Regions from separate parts of the Homo sapiens genome. Here region 2 is linked to region 1. Evidence: read pairs that join two places in POLR2A ChIA-PET (ENCODE). Cell type or tissue: K562. All regions are shown on one strand. Each heading gives the region's core, and the rest is flanking DNA. Links, peaks and the distances in the headings are about the cores only.

The links. ChIA-PET counts read pairs that join two places held together with the same protein. Peaks named below come from ENCODE experiments on the same cell type or tissue, not always from the same donor. Only the 100,000 strongest peaks of a DNase experiment are listed, where the experiment ranks them.
Region 2: POLR2A ChIA-PET joins it to region 1 with 5 read pairs; 2 of 35 experiments call an interaction of 5 or more read pairs at or near these places.

The regions. Positions count from the first base shown.
Region 1 is chr6:3,671,479-3,674,404 of GRCh38, forward strand. The region is part of intron 1 of LOC100507336 (a long non-coding RNA gene); the gene reads right to left. Among named protein-coding and RNA genes, the nearest start is that of PXDC1, 79 kb to the right of the region's middle. In K562, for the core only: no CTCF peak of the experiment used is centred there; no DNase peak of the experiment used is centred there; H3K27me3 peaks cover 99 bases.
Region 2 is chr6:3,451,969-3,454,894 of GRCh38, forward strand. The region is part of intron 1 of SLC22A23 (solute carrier family 22 member 23); the gene reads right to left. Among named protein-coding and RNA genes, the nearest start is that of SLC22A23, 3.6 kb to the right of the region's middle. In K562, for the core only: a CTCF peak has its summit at 1,650; a DNase peak (open chromatin) is centred at 1,614.

The sequences.
Region 1 (2,926 bases), core at 241-2,740:
GATCCTTCTTCTATGGTTGGAGGAAAGACACTCTCCCACTGAAGGTGAGCCAACATGTAGCTAGGAATGCCACCAGCTGCCAGACAATACCCACAAGGGGGACACACCAGCCTGAGCTTGGACTGACAGAGGACATCCAAAGAGAAACAGGGAGGAACACAGTTCTTGAGAACATCATTGACCCACTGAAAGTCTGCAAGCCTGCTTTACTGCCAGATTTCTGGTTGTATGAGCTAAGGAAGAGATTTTGCATTGGCTTTTCTATTATTTGCAGCTGAAGACACCCAAATTGGTTTGTGCAGTCAGGGCAGGGTGCAGGGAAAAACAGCCCAGATACAGAGGTTGCTCTGTGAGGGCAGCCAGCCTTCCAAATGACGGTGCACAAGATAGGGCCAGCTCAAATGTGGTCCAGGAAAGTCCTTGGTGCTGGAAAGGCCAATCTTGTGGAATAGAGCACAACAGTAGGAAATTCAGGCCATGGTGAAATATCAGGAGCCAGGTTGGATGCAGGTGTGTTCTGCATGCCCCAGATCTACGCAGTAGGCACAGCCATTGAGTGACACAATCCAGCCCTGGGTGAGGGTGGAGGGTGGGGATTCTTGCAAGAGCTAGTAATTCCATGATGATATCTGCTGCAGTTTATTACAGCCTTGCCGTTTGTCAGATGTTGCTGAGTGCTCTACATGTATTATATGATTTTATTTTCTTTTTTCCTTTTTTTTAAATTATACTTTAAGTTTTAGGGTACATGTGCACAACGTGCAGGTTTGATATATAGGTATACATGTGCCAGGTTGGTTTGCTGCACCCATCAACTAATCATTTACATTAGGTATTTCTCCTAATGGTATCCCTCCCCCAGCCCCCACCCCTCACCCACCGAGAGGCCCCAGTATGTGATGTTCCCCACCCTGTGTCCAAGTGATCTCGTTGTTAAATTCCCACCTATGAGTGAGAACATGTGGTGTTTGGTTTTCTGTCCTTGTGATAGTTTGCTGACAATGATGGTTTCCAGCTTCATCCATGTCCCTGCTAAGGACATGAACTCATCCTTTTTTATGGCTGCATAGTATTCCATGGTATATATGTCCCACATTTTCTTTATCCAGTCTATCATTGATGGACATTTGGGTTGGTTCCAAGTCTTTGCTATTGTGAATAGTGCCACAATAAACATACGGGTGCACGTGTCTTTATAGTAGCATGATTTATAATCCTTTGGGTGTACACCCAGTAATGGGATCACTGGGTCAAATGGTAATTCTAGTTCTAGATCCTTGAGGAATCGCCACACTGTCTTCCTCAATGGTTGAACTAATTTACACTCACACCAACAGTGTAAAATCGGTCCTATTTCTCCACATCCTCTCCAGCATCTGTTTTTTCCTGACTTTTTAATGATTGCCATTCTAACTGGCGTGAGAGGTATCTCATTGTGGTTTTGATTTGCATTTCTCTGATGACCAGTGATGATGAGCATTTTTTCGTGTGTCTGTTGGTGGCATAGATGTCTTCTTTTGAGAAGTGTCTGTTCATATCCCTTGCCCACTTTTTGATGGGGTTATTAATTTCTTGCAAATTTGTTTGAGTTCTTTGTAGATTCTGGATATTAGCCCTTTGTCAGATGGGTAGATTGCAAACATTTTCTCCCATTCTGTAGGTTGCCTGTTCACTCTGATGGTAGTTTCTTTTGCCATGCAGAAGTTCTTTAGTTTAATTAGATCCCATTTGTCTATTTTGGCTTTTGTTGCCATTGCTTTTGGTATTTTAGTCATGAAGTCCTTGCACATGCCTATGTCCTGAATGGTATTGCCTAGGTTTTCTTCTAGGGTTTTTACGGTTTTAGGTCTAATATTTAAGTCTTTAATCTCTCTTGAATTAATTTTTGTATAAGGTGTAAGGAAGGGATCCAGTTTCAGCTTCCTGCATATGGCTAGCCAGTTTTCCCAGCACCATTATTAAATAGGGAATCCTTTTCCCATTTCTTGTTTTTGTCAGGTTTGTCAAAGATCAGATGGTTGTAGATGTGTGGTGTTATTTCTGAGGCCTCTGTTCTGTTCCATTGGTCTATATCTCTGTTTTGGTACCAGTACCATGCTGTTTTGGTTACTGTAGCCTTGTAGTATAGTTTGAAGTCAGGTAGTGTGATGCCTCCAGCTTTGTTCTTTTTGCTTAGGATTGTCTTGGCAATGCAGGCTCTTTTTTGGTTCCATATGACCTTTAAAGTAGTGTTTTCCAATTCTGTGAAGACAGTCATTGGTAGCTTGATGAAGATGGCATTGAATCTATAAATTATTTTGGGCAGTATGGCCATTTTCACAATATTGATTCTTCCTATCCATGAGCATGGAATATTCTTCCATTTCTTTGTGCCGTCTTTTATTTCATTGAGCAGTGGTTTGTAGTTCTCCTTGAAGAGGTCCTTCACATCCCGTGTAAGTTGGATTCCTAGGTATTTTATTCTCTGTGTAGCAATTGTGAATGGGAGTTCACAATTTTTGTGAAACTCCCATTTTTGTGGGAGTTCTCTCTGTTTGTCTGTTAATGGTGTATAGGAATGCTTGTGATTTTTGCACATTGATTTTGTATCCTGAGACTTTGCTGAAGTTGCTTATCAGCTTAAGGAGATTTTGGGCTGTGACGATGGGGTTTTCTAAATATACAATCATGTCATCTGCAAACAGGGACAATTTGACTTCCTCTTTTCCTAATTGAATACCCTTTATTTCTTTCTCTTGCCTGATTGCCCTGGCCAGAACTTCCAACACTATGTTGAATAGGAGTGGTGAGAGAGGGCATCCTTGTCTTGTTCTGGTTTTCAAAGGGAATGCTTCCAGTTTTCCCACTCAGTATGATATTGGCTGTGGGTTTGTCATAAATGGCTCTTATTATTTTGAGATATGTCCCATCAATACCTAGTTTATTG
Region 2 (2,926 bases), core at 229-2,728, 220 kb before region 1:
CATTCTCTTTTTCACTTTCAGTACAGTATTCCGTAAGTCACACGAGATATTCAACACATTATAAAACAGACTTTGTGTGAGATGATTCTGCCCAACTGTGGGCTAATGTGAGTGTTCTCAGCACATCTGAGGTAGGCTGGGCTAAGCCAGCATATTCAGTAGGTTAGGTGTATTAAATGTATTTTCCACTTTCAATATTTCCAACTGATGAGGGGTTTATCTGGACACAAGACACAACACCATCCGAAGCAGAGGAGCATCTGTACCTGGTTCTTGTACAGAACACATGGCACACTCAACTGTGTGTTCACTGACTTAAAATCCATGATTGGCACCTGCTATTAGTCTGGCTGGTGGCTCACACCTATAATCCTAACACTTTGGGAGGCCGAGGCAGAAGGACAGCTTGAGGCCAGGAGTTCAACACCAGCCTGGGCAATATAGCAAGACCCCCCTCTCTACAAAAAAATAAAAATAAAAATGAGCCAGGTGTGGTGGTGCATGCCTGTAGTCCCAGCTACTCAGGAGGCTGAGGCAGAAAGATCACTTAAGCCTGGGAGGTGGAGGCTTCAGAGAGCTGTGATATCGTACCACTGGACTCCAGCCTGGGCAACAGAGCCAGACGCTGTCTAAAAAAAAAAAAAAAAAAAAAAAAAAAAAAAAAAAAAAAGCCTAGAGACTGACCTTGGGTTATTATTCTTAATCAAAGAAAATAATGTATATGAAATGTTTTATAAACTATAAAGGGCTGCACAAAAGAAACTGACATTAATGTTGTCATTATTTTGAAGGCATTGCAGATTCTGCGATGCAAATTCTGGTACCAATAACAAATACAAAGGCCAAGGCAAAAAATAAAAAGATCCTAACGGGAGAGATCTAGAAACTCAAAATTGTTAAGATGAAACCTAAGTCATGGTCATGCTACATGAGCCTAAAACTGAGAAAATCCTGATTTCATCCACCACTCCCAGGAAAACAACATTGGAGGGGTTGGTGATCATGGTCTGGAAGCAGAAGTATGTCATGTCTAGTTTAAGCCTAATGAATCAACTCTAGGTTGCAGTAGGGGAAGGACAGTATCCATCAATCCCCTCTTTGGGTTAGAACACACAGGGCCTGGCTGGGTTGGATTCTGGGTACCATGCTTAAGAGACACACATGCCAACCAGAGCGATAAGTATGGCAAATTTTTGCACGTATGGAATAGCTTAAGTACTGTAGATTTTTCAGCCAGGAAAGAAGCTATTGAAAACACATTTTATTTAAGAAATAATTTTTTAAAAAAAATTATTCTGAGGAGCAAGTGGCACAAATAGGCATGAGTTAACCTGAGTTTTATTTACCAAAGTGTGCCTTCCTGCAAGGAAAAGCAACTACGGGATGGACTAGCTGCCTTGTTAACAAAGCACTCCCTTTCCATCGATGGAAGTGTTCAAACTAGGATGGATAACTTCATGTTAGAGATATCATGCAGAAGGCGAGAGAGGCTGGTCAGCCCTAAGATCCCTTTTAACTACAATAACCTGGGATTCTAACTGGCTTGACAGTTTCACGTGTGTAGGTAGGTGCTAGGATACCAGCAGCCACATGAGAAAGAGGTCCAGAACTGTGCCTGGTAGCTCTTCTGTCTTCCTCTCCCTTTCTGACACCTAGGGACAGAATGGTGCATATATTGTAGGGCACACACACGCTAAAGGATACATACTAAATACAGGATACATGCTGAAGACAGCATGAGGCTTATTTGCAAGAGAAAGATCATGGAACAGAGCAGGAAAGAGGCACAAAAGGCAGCTTCTCAAACCCTGAGCTTTTATCCACTGAAAGAAGGCAAAGGCTCCTTCCACTTTCTGCTTCTACTTGGGATGTGGGCTGACAAGCACCTGACCCCTGGAACTCCTGCACTCACCATAGTGTACATCCCACATTAGTGCATCTGATACAGTATTCAACATACACAGCAGCACAGGAAAAGTCTGCCTTCCAACATGCCAAAATGTGCTTGAAAAGCTCTTTGAAGCATTTGTTATGTGCTTGAAACACACAGAACACTGGGAAGGCAGTCCTTTATTTAGATCTTTTTTGTCTGTGAAAATCAATATGTCCTTTCTAGGCTTTACTGTATAAGAAAATGTGTGTCTAATTATTGTTCCCAGGTTTCCCCTCTCAGTCTGGCCCAGTAACTGCAACGTGTCATCAAGCATCACCCAAAACATGCCACACACATGAGGGCTGTCTGTGACCCTCTCGAATGCTAATTTAGAAAAACTGCCCAGCTCTCCAATATGCCTCCATAGTCTGCTTTTAAGAACTATTTTTGTTCTCTCCTCCCACCGTGCATGGCTGAGTGTGAATAGCTGTTTCCTGGGTCCTCACTGCCAAGGTAATGGCACTCTATCCCATCTCATCACTTTCAAGTTCACCTCTACTTTGACCCCAGGACACAGCGCTCTTCACACATACTCACTTTGATCCATTATTCTCCCTCTGCTCTAGAAAGACACTTGAAATACTTAACAATGTTGCCAAATCCTCAGTCTGTCAGACATACACAGTGATTTAAATAGTCATTGTTCTTAATTTTTCTTTGCTGCTAAACCAACAAAGAAATATTGCCCTCCGTGAAGGGAAAACAGTCACAGAAACACCTTTAGAAAGCAGGGGGTAGGAGGTGGGTGGGATCAAGGTGAACCCAGCTAGAAGGACCTTCCCCATTACCTTGCAGGGCAGCAGGGGCAGCTCAGTCAGACAGTTCCCACAGGACAGAGCATTTCTGGCCAGGTTGGTACAAGATTAAAACAATGATTATGATGATGTAAGAGTTTATCTTACACATCCATGAGCTACAACTGTTAACCAATGCACACGGGGGGAGGAGGTTACATGCACATTGACTATTTAAAACTGTCCAATTTCATACATT